Regions from separate parts of the Homo sapiens genome. Here regions 1 and 3 are each linked to region 2. Evidence: read pairs that join two places in POLR2A ChIA-PET (ENCODE). Cell type or tissue: A673. All regions are shown on one strand. Each heading gives the region's core, and the rest is flanking DNA. Links, peaks and the distances in the headings are about the cores only. Region 1 overlaps SYCP1 (synaptonemal complex protein 1). Region 2 has its middle 44 kb from the start of SYT6. Region 3 has its middle 77 kb from the start of OLFML3.

Region 1 (5,351 bases), core at 231-5,230, 680 kb after region 2:
ATTGTAGGTATTATAAATGTTAAGGTGTCATATTTAAATTTTCATATTGATAATGTATTATTTAAATATTTTAGGTATCACTACTATTGATCCAAATCACTGAGAAAGAAAATAAAATGAAAGATTTAACATTTCTGCTAGAGGAATCCAGAGATAAAGTTAATCAATTAGAGGAAAAGACAAGTAAGAGTTTATATAAGATAATATAATGTGCCTTATGTATTCCTCTTGTTATGTTCTAAACATTGACTTTCATTACAAGTTTGTTGTAATGCTTTCTAGTACTGTACTTCTCAATCTGAGTTGGTTCGGTTGGAGGAGGGCATAATAGATTAACCTGGGGAGCTTTTGTAAAATACATGTACTCTTCTTTTCCTTTTTCCATGCTCTTACCTTTTTCAAATGTTTCAACTATATGCTCCACAGAGACAGAGACCTTGTCTTTTTTGTTCACTGACTTGGAACTGTTGCATTCCAAGTGCCGAGAACAATGCCTGGCACATATAAGGCACTCAAAATTAATAATATTATTTTTGTTTTTTGAGATGGAGTCTCACTGTATCACCCAGGCTGGAGTGCAGTGGCACAATCTTGGCTCACTGCAACCTCTGCCTCCCGAGTTCAAGCGATTCTCCTGCCTGAGCCTCCCTAGTAGCTGGGACTATAGGTGTGTACCACCACGCCTGGCTAATTTTTGTATTTTCCTAGAGACGGGTTTTCGCCTTGTTGGCCAGGCTGATTTCGAACTCCTGACCTCAGGTGGTCCACCCGCCTCAGCCTCCCAAAGTTCTGGGATTACGGGCGTGAGCCACTGCGCCTAGCAAAAATTATTTTTTGAATGAACAAATCATATGGGAGCATGATGGAGAGAGTTACTAATTTTTCCCAGAGAGAGACCTTTAGAAAGGCATTAGGGAAAAACTGTTGAACTGTTTAAAAGTTTACTAGACAGTGAACTGGAGTAGACAATACAGGTGGAATAAACGGCTTGTGCAAGTCATGGAAGTAGGAATGTTAGGGTATATTTTTAGTAAACTGACTGGTGTGGCAACATCTTATTGAACTCAGACAGATGAAATTGTAAAAGATTTGGATCCCTTTATGAAGGATCCTGAGTGTTATGTCATGTTTAGACTGTCTTATTAGGGAATATTTTTCAAACTTTTTTAAACGGCAGGACACTTAGAAGGCATAGTGTTTGTGAAACACCATGCACCTTCCAGAACATTATAGGGATATTATGGCATTTGTTGTTTTTCTATTCTTCAGAACATTCTCTTGTCTTCACATGGCAAATAATTATCTGGTTTCTGCCAATCTATACCTGCTAATTTCATCTTACTGTCATTACTATATGATATACTCCAGATATATTGAAATAATTTAACTTCATCTATATTTTGTGCTCTTTCAATCCCACCCCATGCTTTTGGCTACTTCCTGTACTCAAAATGAATCTCTTCTCTCCACCCCAAGTCTGTTGGCTAAATTCTTAGTAAGGGCATAAACATTACCTGTTTGTCCCCTGTGACTAGGAGTGTATTGAGGAGGGATTGGGTCTTAAATATCTTTGTAACTGTAGTGCCCAGTATATGGTTTTGCACATAATATGAGTTCAATAGTTGGATGAATGAAATAATATTTAATCTTATCATATAAACTGAAAAAATTAATAAATAACTGTAATTCTATATGATTCCTGTAGACTCATACCCACTGAAGTGTGTTCATTTAAGTGACTTTTCATTGTTTTCCATAAGTATGTATCTTCCACTTGTTTTTCTCTGTGTTCAGTGTGGATATTTTTTACTGATCTGTTATCTAATCCTGGCTGTGATGTGTCTAATTTGCTTTAAATCTATCTACTGAATTCTTAACTTTAAATGAATCATGTATTTTTCATTTTGAAGTTTCCATTTGATTACTTAAGAGTCCAATTCTGTGGTTAAGTTTTCTCCTCTTTTAAAAATCTCATTTTTCACCTCTTAAATATATATTCGTCATTGATATTTTATAGCTATTCTCTGTTTATTTCAATATATGTCTCATCTGTTGGTTTATTTCTATCGTTTCTTTTTTAAAACTATGGTAAAATACTTGTAACATAAAATTTACCACCTTAATCATATTTAAGTGTCCAGTTCTATAGCATTAAGTATGTTCACATTGTTATGCAACCATAACCACCATCTTTCTTCTCCAAGAACTCACCATCCAAGAACTCTTTTCATCTTGCAAAATGGAAACTCTGTACCCATTAAAAAATAACATCCCATTCCCTTCTTCCTGCAGCTTCTGGCAACCACTATTTGATTTTCTTTCTTTTTACTTTTTCTTTTTTATTTTGCTGTTTGGGCATTTGTTGTTATCCTTTGGTGTGCCCTGTAATTTTTAAAATTAAATCCTGTGCATTGTAATAAGAAAAATCTTGGAGCTTCCCGATGATGTTGTCTTTTCTCTGCTGGAGAGAAATTGGGGGTATGTTGGGCTGATTATCTGATTCCAGTTAGAGACTGAGCTAAATGAAAGGAAACTGGCCAAGTATATAAGGTTTTTCAGGTTTTCAATTTTGTTTCTTCAGCTCTTTGAGACCTCTCAAAAGTAAGCTGGCTTTTCTGTACCTTAGCAACAGGCCTCTGCCTGGGTTAAGACAGCATCTTAGTCTTTTGCTTATGCCCAGATCGGCAGATGTCAGTTGTACTTTATCAGTTCACTTTCAGCAGTTTTCTTTTAAGAATCTTAGCCCGTTTAGTCCTTTTATGTCATTTTGTCTTTTCTGGTTGTTTCCAGCGTGAGAGTTGGTATGCTACTAACTACTCCACCCTCCCTAGAAATATTCATTTAAATTAATTATGATCAACTAATTTTTGTTTTCCTTTTTAATGTTTGCTTGTTATTGCCTAATTTATTTTGTCACTTGCTAATAATAGTTGGTTCTTAAAGAGTATTAATTATCAAAAATTTAAGTAGATAACAATTAGATTTTACATGATTTCATTATTTCTTATGGCTGAACAGTATTCCAATTTGTGTATATACACACACACACACACACACACACACACACACACACACATTTCTTTATCCAGTCATCTGTTGATGAACACTGGTTGATTCCATATTGCTATTGTGAATAGTGCTACAATATGTGTATTTTAGTTCTATAGATGGAACATTATTATTACTGTTTTGTACAGACAATATTTATTTCGTTTTACCCATGTATTTTTTTCAATTTCTTTGCTCTTTTTTTTGGTATCTTAAACTTTTCATTCAGACCATTTTCTTTCTGTTTTGAAGAGGAATATTTAGAATCTCCTTTAGTGAGAATATGTTTGTGATTAGCTGTCATAGATTCCATTTGTCTGAAAATTTGTTTATTCATTCTCATCCATAAAGGATATGTTTGCATGATATGTCTTTCTAGGTTGGCACACTGTACATTATTTCTAGACATTTCTTTTAGCACATGGAAGGTATTATCCTTCCTTCCTTCCTTCCTTCCTTCCTTCCTTCCTTCCTTTCTTGATGGAGTCTCGCTCTGTTGCCCAGGCTGGAGTGCAGTGGCACAATCATGCCCTCAAGTGATCCTCCCAACCCAGCCTCCTGAGTAGCTGGGATACAGGCAGATGCCACCACACCTGGCTAATTTTAACATTTTTTGTAGAGACAGGGTTTCACTGTGTTGCTCAGGATGGTCTCAAACTCCTGGGCTCTAGCGATCCTCCTGCCTTGGCTTCCCAAAGTCCTGGGATTACAGATGTGAACCACCACGCCTGGCTTACTTTGTTGATTTTAAGAAGTCAGTAATATCTTTTCCCTCTCTTATGGGTTTTCAGATTTTCTTCATCTTCGATTTTTAGCATTTACAGTATAATATGTTAACTCATACGCTTAGTTTTGTTTAATAGCTTCTTCAATCTGTAAATTACTGTCTGTTACTATTGTTTCTTGGAAATTCTCAACAATAATCTCTTCAGATATTGTATTTGCTCTACTTTCTGTTTCCTCATTTTCTGAGTAAGAAAAAAACGTGGAAAAAACCCGTGTTGCATCTTGGGAGGCTGAGGTGGAAGGATCACTTGAGCCCAGGAGTTCGAGGTTACAGTGAGCTATGATTGCTCCATTGCACTCCAACCTGGGTGGCAGAGTGAGACCCTGTCTCAAAACAAACAAACAAACAAACAAACAAACAAACCAAACAAAACCAAACCCGAAACCAAAATAAAAACCTTCATTAATTTTCTAACTCTTCTTTGACTCTTAATCTCTTTTTTCTATTTCAACAGTTTTGCCTTTCTATACCTTATCCTAATTTCTTTTTACCTGTATTGTAATTCACTAATTTTCTTCTCTTTTATTTCTCACACATCATGAAATTCCTCCATTTTATTTTTAGTTACTAAGATGTTTATTTTAAGATGTTATTCTTCTTTTTCTAACCTGCCATTCTACTTTATCTAGTTTTCAGTTTCTTCTTATTTTCGAGGTTGTCTTTTCTTTAAATATACAAACCATAGCTGTTTTATAGTCCTTTTCTGATTTTTTTATTTTAAATGTTTGTGATTCTCTTTCTGTCTTGTTTATGATAGTTTTTAGTCAAAGTACCTTGTTTGCTTGTGTGCCTTATTGTTTTTGACTTTATGCTCATTTTTTTTACTTGAAAAAAAAGATTACTTGTAGGAATAAGTTAAGGCCTGCTTAACATCCACCTGGAAGGATTTGCTTTTTTTCCCCCCATGCACATGATATTTCTATCCATTTGGGACAACCTTAAGGCAGCTTGAACGCTTGGGGTGTCCTGAACTACGCAGGTGATTTGAACCTGGGCTGCAAATCTGCCTGTGAGTTGGTTTACTTTTGTTTGCTCCTTACATCAAAACTGTCCCGGCTTATTGTACAAAAGTTTACTTCTTAGACACCCTCTACCTTCTGTAATCTTTGGGTTTTCATATATCTTAAATTCTCTATCCCATCATATTTCAAACCAAAAGTCCAACTTTGCCAGGGTCTGCAAATGCCCTCTGGGCACAAGCAAGTTTTGTGGTTACCTTACTTCTATAGGTTTCTATTTTCTCTTCATTTTTGGCCTGGCAAATTCCTATTTTTGTCAGGAGCTTAATGCTTTAATATTCTTAATATTTGATCTTGAATTTTTATTCCCTTTTACAGAAGTGTTTAAATGACAAAGCTCATCATTATCGCTTTGGAGTTTTCAGTTTCAATTTTATGTATTACTTCTAGTAGTTTTATTGATTTACTGATATCTTCCTTTAGTTTACAAAGTATGTGATAATACTTATTTTTAAATTTCATAGCCAATAATTCTAAAATATGAAATCTTTGTAGAT
Region 2 (5,351 bases), core at 153-5,152:
ATGTTCACAGACCCCTCAGATTCAGGCTGACTGATAACAGTGCTTGCAAGGACACCTGTAACTACAACTGTTGACTATCTGCTACATTCCAAAACTGTTCTGGATGCTTCCTATACGTAACCTTGTATAACTTTCACACAATCCTATTAAGTAGGTATTATTACTAATCCCATTTTGTAGATGGGAAAACTGAACTTCAGAGAAGCTAAGCCAGATTTGAACCCTCAGCCCATGCCCTCATCACTACACTCCAGCATCTTTCTCTCCTTCCAAGTGTCATCTAGGTAATGTCACACAGTGGTCCACACTGAGAGGCAAAGGCCAGAGCTAGGAACCATTAACAGCCATCTTCTAATGCAGAATTTCCCAAGCTATGTTCTGTAGAACAAATCCTTGAGATGCTGGGCAGAGAAGTAGTTCCCAGGTCATATACACACAAGACAGGTTTTATTTTCTGTCTGTCTCCTGGAGGTTTACAATGTGCAGCAGCTCTGATAATGACTAGGCAATTTATTGAGATTATATTTTGCATTTTGTTCTCACTGTAGTTTTTGTTCCCCAATATTTTCTCTCTGAGAAAGTTTCCTGTCTTTTTTTGGTGCCCTCTTGATTGAGAGATTTGTTTTGTAGGATCTACGTAGTCACTTTTTGACACACCCTTCCTGTCTTTGATTGGGAGAAATTCTGCTCGATCCTCCCAGAGTGGGGAGGAAATGGGCAAGTGCTTTTGCCTGGTAGAGAGTGGGTTCGGAAGGCAAAAGCAGACAGAGGAGTTAGAAATTCTCCAAGATGAAAAGGGAGAAGAAGTTGGGGGGTTCTGGGAGAAGTTGGCACCAGAAAGGGCCCCTGTGGAGCTGTCAGGACCTGATGGGGCATGTGAAGAAGCTGGGCACCAGGTACTGAGTCTCTGGCCTCAGCAAAGCTCCCCAAACCCAACCCTGGCACAAGCTCAGCAGAACCATTCCCCGTCACACAGTCACGCAGGCCTGGACCAAGAGACCATTGTTGATGCCACTCTATCCTGAGCCCAGAGGGTCCCACTCTGTGTCATACCTCAGTACATTGTCATATCCCTGGAGGGGGAGGGCAGGATCAGAGGAACCCTCAGTGACAGCTGAGGATAGATTTTCCATTAGTCCAGTGGGTTGGAGGTTCAGGTTCAGTCAATTTGACTTTAAGAAAATAAGGCAATATGACAGTTCTTGCACATCCAAGTTTGAATTTCAATTCTTACCCACTAAATTTGATAATTCATGATTTGTTAACTTTTTAAACACATGAAACCTGTATTAGCAATTATTGGAATTTTGGTCACTAGATCACCTTTTGGGAATTCTAACTTTAGAACATTGGCCTCCATGTGACTTAACCTCCCAGGAATAATGGGGCCAACTAGACCAGGTAAGCAAGACAAGAAGCAAGAGGGGTAGAGAGCAGGAGGGGAGAGTAGGAGAGGGAGAAAGAATGAAAAGGGGAAAGAAAAGAAGTGAGGGAGAAACCAAGAAGAAGAGAGAAAAAGCCAGGGAAGTGAGAGGAGCAGAAGAAGATTGAGCCAGAGAACCATGGGAGAAAGGGACAGAGAAGAGAGGAGAGGCAGAGATTGGAGGAGGGGGAGGGGAAGGAGAATCCACCATGCATCAGGTGGGGACTTGGCCATGCACTCAGAACACCCAGGAGAAGGACAGGGCAGCACTCTGCCTGGCCTGTGAGTAAAGCACACCTAGGGGTTGCAGTTCCATATGGGTGTTCTGTGAGAGGGAGGAGAAGGCTGGATGTGAGGCTGAGAAGAGTCCCAGCTTGTTTTGAGGGTGCATTCCTTTCAGAGAGGCACCCCAGTGTGATGACTGACATTCCACTGCTGAATAGAGGAGCTCCCCAGCTAGAGTAGAGTAGCCACAGCTAGAGGTTCAGCCAGGGCTTGAGTCCTAGAGCGTGTCATACAGGTGGTGCCTGGATTTCCGCCTGTCCAAGGGGCAAAGCTGACAATGGGTGCCTTCTGTGAGCCCTCTCCATCTCTGCCCTTCTCCTTCTTTGGAATCATTCCTCTCACCTCCCTTCCAGGCATCTTCGGGGAAGATGTCTAATAAACCTATTCTTATTAAGTGTCTTAATCTTTTATCCTTCCCCAAAAGTATAGGAAGGTGGGGAAAGAGCAAGGAAACAATCTCCAATTGTGAGATTTTCATAGGCTGTGCCTAGACAATGGGAGAGGTGCTTAGGAAGGAAGGAGGGAAGGAAGGAAGGAAGGAAGGAAGGAAGGAAGGAAGGAAGGAAGGAAGGAAGGGGATTAAGTATTTTGGCCAGATTTTCTCTGGTTTTTCTTAGGGTGAGACAGATGACTAAGCTAAAAATACAAAGTCTGACCATGAAGCTGAATGGTGAAGTGAACTGGAAATCAGGAGACTAGATACAGACCTGCCTTGGCTAGTTGGCTGCAAGGCCTGGAGTAGGTTATTCACCCAATGCTCCTTTTGTCTACAAGGGGGTGAAACTGAAGGGTTCAATCTAGACATTTCCTCTTGTAGGGTACCTCCCAGCTCTAATATTCAATAGTTCCATAAGTAGAGTTTAATGTAAAAATCAAGTAACACTTGCAAGTAAATTAACCCTGTATATTCAAAGAGCTATACTTAGTGGTACTTTGCCCTCCAGAACAAGTGTTTCTGGGATCAAATGCACATTGATGGAGCAAGGGGAGATCGGGAAAGAGTCTGTGGCTCTGCCTTTCCCTCTCTCCCAGCCCAACACCCAGAAGGAGAAGCTTTCTGGCTTCTACCAACTTTAGCGTGGATGCCTGAGGCCCAGCCTTCCCCAACTTTGTCTTAGGGAAGGGAGATGTAACACCATGACTCAACCTTGAATCCCTTTACTGGCATTATTCCCCCAACAACCTTGAGGGAGTATGCTAGTCAAGACTTTAGGTGACAAATGTCAGGAGCTGAAACTAGTTTAAAAAAAGGGAGGGGGGATTTATTAGCTCAGAAAGCTGGGACATCCAGAAAGGTATCTGCTTTCAGACATGGCAAGAACCAGGAAATCAAATGACTTCATTAGGGCTCTCTCTTTCTGTGTTAACCTCTGCTTATTTCTGCTTGGCTCCCTTCTTTGGACAGCCTGTTTCACATAGTAGGTTAGATAGCTAACCACACCCCCAGACTCCTATGCTCCCATTTTAGCAGCTCTAGTAGAAAAGAATCTGTCTTTCTTGATAGCCCCACCAGTAAGAACTGACTGACCCATTTGGGTCATATGCTCCTTCTTGAATCAGCCTTGGTGGTTGGGGGATGAAATACTCTGATTGGATGTACCTGGGTCACATGCCGCCCTTGTCACTGGGAGAATAAAGTGGATGTCAGCTCCATTTGAACCCCATGGAATGGGTTACCTACAGGAAAAGTTGTAGAGAAGGGATTCCACTAGATGAAACATCAGATTTCCTCAAATAGAATGTCTTCAAGCCCATTATACAGATGAGAAAATGGAGGATCAGACTGGTTATATAACTCACCAAGGTTTACAAAACTAGGAAATCACAGAGCTTGGACTTGAAGCCACATTTGTCCAACACAAAAGTGCGTGTTTTAACCACAGCACTCTGCTAGCTCAACTGTCTCAGCATCCTCAAGAGCCCCATGACTCCAACTTTGAATACTTGGGCTTGTCATTTACGGTTCTCAAAATAACTGAAGTTGCAGGCAGCCTAACAATGCATTCGAGACCCCTGGCTCCTCAAAGGAGCTTGCCGATCTGCTCTGTTTCTCTTCTTCTGCCTCTCCCTAGTTGGAAGGAAGGAGCTAGGGAACCATAATCACGCCTCTCATTGCCTCTTCCAAGGCTAGATACACAGGTATGTGGAATAGGCTGAATGCCACCATTTAAGACAAATGTTCTCAACCACAGTGTGCTCACAATGGCATGGTGAATAATTTGTGAGGTGTGTTGCAAGTAACTTGTTTTGTTAATAGTTAAAATACTGGAGTTTGCAAATGATTTATCTTTTTATAAAAATAAGCAAGAGAAAATTCAAGGCTATCCCTATAACAACACACACTGTGTTCACTTGTATTCTTTTTTATACTTTTTTGAGTGGGAGAGAGAGGTAAAGTTAAAGCAAGCAGGCATTTGTCATTACCCTGGGCATAGCCATGGAAGATTTTCTTTCTTGTGTTCCCACATGGAAAAAGGGCTGAGTATTATTGATTTAAGGGAAGACTTCTGTTCACAAATACCTCCTCAATACCTACTTCCAATTCCACCAAGTAAAAAATACACTGGTTTTAAAAGCTAATGCTGGGTAGGCAGCGTGTTCAACAGTCACTCACATATTGTTGTGAATTATAGGATACCCTTGTTCAAGAATAAGATATTCTAGAAACCTCAAATGAATGGAGACATTTCTGAATACTTTCAGATAATAAAAGCTTCTGAAGGACTAAAAACACAGTCAAACTTTAAAGTGAAGCTTTAAATAGAGCTGAAAGCTTTTTGAGTTAATAGATAATTTTATGCAAAATAACTTTCATACTAGCAAGTAGATTCCTAAGTGAGTGACAGAGTAGGCAGCTGATTTTTTTTTTCCATTGTGGCAAAGTGGAGCTTTATCCTCAGTTCTTTTTACCTTCTGGATATTTTAATTGCACACCAAAATTCACTGCAGCATAGTTACAATAGCCAAGAGGTAGAAGCAACCCAAATGTCATCGATGGGAGAATAAAGAAATGTGGTATGTGTATACAAGGAAATACTACTCAACCTTGAAAAGGAAGGAAATTCTGACACACGCTCCAGTGTGAATGAACCTTGAGGACATTATACCAAGTGAAATAATCCAGCTATAGAAAGAAAAATACTATATGATTCAACTTATATGAGGTATTTCAAGTAGTCAAACTCTTAGGAACAGAAAGTAGAATGGTGGTTGCTAGAGGGTGGGACCGAGGGTGGTGAGGAAAGAGGAATTATTAGCATCATTCCATGATTGTAGAGTTTCAGTTTTGCAAGATGAAAAATCTCTACAGATTCACTGCACAACAGAAAATTGTTAAGATTGGAAATTTTATGTTATGCATTTTTTCCCACAAATTTCAAAAATGGAAAAAAAACAGAAAGGAAAGAAAAAAAAAAAGAAAGGACCAGAAAACTTGAGCTGAGTTATTGTCATTTAAGATGAAAGAAAAAAAAGGGAGGGAACACAGAGGCAGTAATTAGTCCCAGAACCTAATTCTAGGAATGTCCGGAAGTCAAAAGTTACTTGGTGGAATTTAAAGTGGTACTGAGGAGGTATTTGTGGGCAGAAACCCTCCCTTAAATCAATAATGCTCAAGCCTTTTTCCAGGTTGGACACACCAGAA
Region 3 (5,351 bases), core at 273-5,272, 140 kb before region 2:
GAGAGGTGTGTGTGTGTGTGTGTATAATATGTATGTGGTGTGTATGTACATGTATGTAGGTGTATGATGTGTGTGTGTGTGGTGTGTCGTATATATATGGTATATGGTGTGTGTGATATGTAGTAAGTGTGGTGCAGTATGTGTGGTGTGTGTGTATGTGTGGCATATATTGTGTATGTGTGGTGTGTGGTGTGTGCATGTGTGGTGTACATGGCATTTGTATGTATGGTATATGGTGTGTAAGTGCAGTGTGTGTATGTGTGATATATGGTGTGTGGCATGTGTATGTGCAGTGTGTGTATGTGTAGTATATGGTGTGTATGTGTAGTATATGGTGTGTATGTGTAGTATGTGATGTGTGGTACATATATGGCATGTGTAGTAGGTTGTATGTGTAGTGTGGTGTGGTGTATGTGTGGCATATATTGTGCACGTGTGCTGTGTGTGTGTGTGGTATGTGTGATCGTGTGTGATGGCGGACTGTTCTCTTTTCCCTCTCTTTTCCTCACCTCCTTTCCCCATTATCCCTCAGGACTGAAAGAAGGCTTTCCTTACTGGGTTCTATCCTCCACCTACCATAGAGAGAGCTTCATGGCTGCACGGGCACTCTAAAAGCTGGTTCCTGCAACACTAAAGGGGAAGATAAAGGAGTTTTGAAGATGATAGCCTGTGTTTATGGAATACTTGCTATGTTCCAGATACTTCCTAACTGCTTCTAAGTGTTATAGTGCTTGACATCTAGAAAGAATTCAATAATATTATGTTTTGCATGTATTAGCTCATTAACTTCTCACAGCAATCCCCAGAGGTCAGTGCTATTATTACCCCATTTTACAGATAAGGAGACTAAGTCCTAGAGAAATTCAGTAACTTGTTCAAGGTCACACAACTGGTAAATGGCAGAACCTGGACTCAGCCCAGATATTTTGCCTCTAATTTTCTCATTTTAGTCAATTGGCAATTCCACCTCTCTCAAGACAATAGCCTGAATCTAAAAATTAGTGCCTTGCAGAGAAATCTCATTTTAAATGTCAATAGCAGAATATTAGCTCTTTATTTCTTTTTGCATTATTCTGCCTATGCAATTTAATCTCTCCCAAGGCAGAGGAATGCTTGGGGCCAATTGAGGGAAAAGGTCATATTCTCTGAAACACAAAAGAGAAAAACACATTAATAATTTTTCCAAATAGTGCCCTCTTTACAATAATAATAAAAACAATAGTAATGACATAGAAGCAGAAAAATAGGACTGTGACAGGGCAAACATGGAGAGCTCTTGGCCAAGCCAACTCACCACTCTCTCCTCCACAAGGCTCTTCTGATGAACTAACAGGGCCTCAGCCAAGAGGTGTCCCAGGATGATGAAAATCCCCTAGAACTGCTAGAGCTTCACTGCTCACCAAGGCACATTCTGCCCATGAGGCTTGTTGAATTTCTCAGCTACAAAGAGAAGATGCCCCATTAGGTGCACTCAAGAAGACTCTGTCTTGTTTGACAGTTGTTTTTTAGGGTAACTAAATAGACTGGTATCCTGTGGCTTGGGTAACAGGAGCTACCCCTTTTGCTTCTGAAAAAGTTAAGTTTCTGAACCAACAAGACTAAAGACAAGATGTAGGGGATGGTAAATTAACCAAGACAAACACCCTCTCATGGGACCCAACTGGGCAGCCAGGCATTCCTATGGCTCCCCTGCTCTGTCTCTGTGTGAGGCTGGGGTCCCTGGACAGAAAAGCCTGAGACAAAGGCTGAAATGCGAGGATTTCCTGGGAGACTGCATGAGTGAGAGTCAGAGCGGGTGAAGCAGGATGGAGGGAGAGCTCACTCAAAGACATACTGGCAAGTGAGCTACTCGCTGATTGCCTGGTTGCATAGGACTGCCTGAGAAGCCATCTGACAAGCTCTCAGAATTGTCTATCTGGAGGAAAGAAAGAGAAGCATTCAGTTAGTTCCCATCCCTCTTTGGTTGAGGTTTGTCCCTCCACAAACTGGCCTATGTTAACTCCCGGGCATTTCCAGGTTCCCCTCAACACAGGTAGGAGCCCTGGATGGGAAGAGAGCAGGGCTGGGGTGATGGGGATCAGGTTTGAGCTGAAGATGCTCTCAGCTCACTGAGGACTGATGGCTGCATGAAAAGGGGGAGGTAAGGCCAAGAGTGTCTGGGAGATGCAAAAGAGGTGTGTGTGGATGCGCCTTCTTCAAACTGCACAACTGGCAGTGTGAGCTCCGCAGGTCACCTCAGCCTTCTGGGTGTTAACTTTCCTCATCCATAAAGGTGGGGCCAGGGAGATGCTCAGCATGGAACAAAACATCCAAATGAGACCCAAGGAGAAAGCGTGGATTGGGTACCATCCCAGCGGGTAGGAGAAGACTGCCAGGGAAGGCGTGTCTTGGGGGTCAAGTGAAGGAGGTAAGGCTGAGTCGAAGGCCTGGGAAGGCTCTCAGGATAGGAGGACAATGGAAGCTCAGTTTGAGTAAAACAGCAAGTGATTGGGGGATTGAGGAGGTGGCAGCCTTCGATGTGTAGTGTGATGTGAAGTGTGGCCAGAAGTGTGGGCTCTGATTCTAGCTCTGCCACTGACAGTGTGACCTTGGACTTCCACCATCCACCAGCTCCAGGTGCCAGTTCTCCATCTGTAAAGAGAAGGAGGTATTTAGGGCTCTTAGAGTTTTGGGTGTTTCCTCACAGCAACATGGGTAAGAGCAGAGGGACCTCACTGGATGGAACTGGTGCTTGGCAGCTGACCCTGCTATGGGGGTGGATGTGGTCTTTTTACCCCCACAGAACTAGGTATGGATGTCTTTACTGATGTGGCAGGTAGATATTCAGTTCTAAGATTCCTGATGAAATAGCAGGATTTCAACAGATAGTAGAGCTGAGAGGAAGCTGGACTAAGTAACAGCTGGCACCAGAGAGGTGGTTCTGGGGTTAGTCAAGCCCAGATATCTAGCAAGGCTTCATGGTCTGGGCTCCTTTATGTGGGAGGAGGGCTCATTTGTACAAGTAAGGCAGGCCTTTAATCAGTCCTTCCAGGTGGCTACTGTGGCAGCAGTGGTAGCTGATCACCAAAGATGCAAGCTCTCCTTTCACAGTGTAGAGGTATTGTTAGGATGCAGTTGTCTAGTTATATACCATGCTCCTCAATCCACTGTCTTCAGCTGCACCCATAGGACTAGCACTGAGCAAAAGAATGTAAGCAGAAATAATGTGTGCCATTTATAAGCTGAGGAGATGAATTATCAGCTGTGCCTTACTCCACTCTTTTCCCCTTCCAAGACTTAGAGACTGCATGTTGAAAATGATAGCATTACAAGATGGAAGGAGCCTGGATCCCTGAGTCACTGGTTGGAGGAGAGTTGCCCAGAAATATTCTCATTAGACTTTTCATGAGCAAGAAATAAAGTTGTTTTCTGTTAACCCAATGATATTTTGAGTTGTTGTCATGACAGTTAACTTATCCTATCTAATACAGCTATCTTAGACACCTTAAATGAGCCCCAAAGCAGAAGGACAGTTATTTGGAGACATGAAACTTGGAGAACCTAAAGATGAGCTCATTGATCAATCTTAGATAATATTTATTACTAATACATGCCAGACTTTCTTCTTGGTTCTAAGGATACAATGTTAGGATGACAAAGTCCACACTCTTGTGAGACTTGCCTGCCAGTGAAGGGAGACAGATAACAAGCTGACATGCTAAATGCATGATTTGTAGGCTCAAAGTATAACTTATTTTGTTATCCACCGTCTATTTGAAGTATACTCAGTGGTCGTGATCTGTTCCTATACTGGAAATGTGGGTAGATTCCATGATTGTTCTGCCCACTCCTAGGTGATAGACAATCCTTTGGTCACTTTAAGTTGTAAAGACAGCCTCAGTTTAAAAACTGGAATGTCCGATGGAAAACAATGATTAAGTGCTTTTATTTTATCCAAAAGTTGAGTTAGCACCTTTGAATTATGGCCTATAGTTGATGGCATCCTGACTGTAGGAAGGGAAGATAGTTTTTTTTCTCTCTTATTTTATCTTCTCTCCCATCTTCCCTCTTGCTGGCTTGTGGGGAAAAGAAAGAGAGATCAGATTGTTACTGTGTCTGTGTAGAAAGAAGTAGACATGGGAGACTCCATTTTGTTCTGTATTAAGAGAAATTCTTCTGCCTTGAGATGCTGTTAATCTGTAACCTTACCCCCAACCCTGTGCTCTCTGAAACATGTGCTGCGTCCACTCAGGGTTAAATGGATTAAAGGCTGTGCAAGATGTGCTTTGTTAAACAGATGCTTGAAGGCAGCATGCTCTTTTAAGAGTCATCACCACTCCCTAATCTCAAGTACCCAGGGACATAAACACTGCAGAAGGAAGGCCGCAGGGACCTCTGCCTAGGAAAGCCAGGTATTGTCCAAGGTTTCTCCCCACGTGATAGTCTGAAATATGGCCTCGTGGGAAGGGAAAGACCTGACCATCCCCCAGCCTGACATCCGTAAAGGGTCTGTGCTGAGGAGGATTAGTATAAGAGGAAGGAACGCCTCTTTGCAGTTGAGACAAGAGGAAGACATCTGTCTCCTTCCCGTCCCTGGGCAATGGAATGTCTCGGTATAAAACCCGATTGTATGTTCCATCTACTGAGATAGGGGAAAACTGCCTTAGGGCTGGAGGTGGGACAGGCGGGCAGCAATACTGCTCTTTAAGGCATTGAGATGTTTATGTGTATGCATATCTAAAGCACAGCATTTAATTCTTTACCTTGTTTATGATGCAGAGACCTTTGTTCACATGTTTATCTGCTGACCTTCTCTCCACTATTATCCTATGACCCTGCCACATCCCCCTCTCCGAGAAACACCCAAGAATGATCAATAAATACTAACGGAACTCAGAGGCCGGTGGGATCCTCCGTATGCTGAACGCTGGTCCCCTGGGCCCCCTTATTTCTTTCTCTATACTTTGTCTCTGTGTCTTTTTCTTTTCCAAGTCTCTTGTTCCACCTAACAAGAAACACCCACAGGTGTGGAGGGGCAACCCACCCCTTCACTGGCTGATATATTGCTTCTTTCAAAGGGGTAGTGTGTGTGAGGGGGTGCTGGTGGTGGTAAGGGGATGGGGCAGTCCTTGCTAGACTGGCCTGGGAGATTTTGTGTTCTTTGGGCCTGGTAGATGGTTAAAGCCGGGTGGATGCATCTTAATTGTGAGAGTTTATTTGCTATTCTTTGTTAGCCCCTAGGAAGAATAGGCCTCTACTTTCAGCTTCTTCTTGCTGGAATTACTGCATCTTCTAGGTGCCCACATTGAGCAGAACCCAAGACAACGGCTCTCTGATTTTTCTTGCATGGTCCATATTAGTCCATAGAATAT

The links. ChIA-PET counts read pairs that join two places held together with the same protein. Peaks named below come from ENCODE experiments on the same cell type or tissue, not always from the same donor. Only the 100,000 strongest peaks of a DNase experiment are listed, where the experiment ranks them.
Region 1: POLR2A ChIA-PET joins it to region 2 with 6 read pairs; 1 of 35 experiments calls an interaction of 5 or more read pairs at or near these places.
Region 3: POLR2A ChIA-PET joins it to region 2 with 5 read pairs; 2 of 35 experiments call an interaction of 5 or more read pairs at or near these places.

The regions. Positions count from the first base shown.
Region 1 is chr1:114,878,020-114,883,370 of GRCh38, forward strand. SYCP1 (synaptonemal complex protein 1) reads left to right here. Exons shown (of 32, transcript NM_003176.4): 12 at 75-183. Among named protein-coding and RNA genes, the nearest start is that of SYCP1, 26 kb to the left of the region's middle. In A673, for the core only: no CTCF peak of the experiment used is centred there; no DNase peak of the experiment used is centred there; H3K27ac peaks cover 681 bases.
Region 2 is chr1:114,195,338-114,200,688 of GRCh38, forward strand. No RefSeq gene overlaps it. Among named protein-coding and RNA genes, the nearest start is that of SYT6, 44 kb to the left of the region's middle. In A673, for the core only: no CTCF peak of the experiment used is centred there; DNase peaks (open chromatin) are centred at 684, 2,044, 2,414 and 2,824; H3K27ac peaks cover 5,000 bases.
Region 3 is chr1:114,054,091-114,059,441 of GRCh38, forward strand. No RefSeq gene overlaps it. Among named protein-coding and RNA genes, the nearest start is that of OLFML3, 77 kb to the left of the region's middle. RefSeq lists an enhancer at 4,064-4,918. In A673, for the core only: no CTCF peak of the experiment used is centred there; no DNase peak of the experiment used is centred there.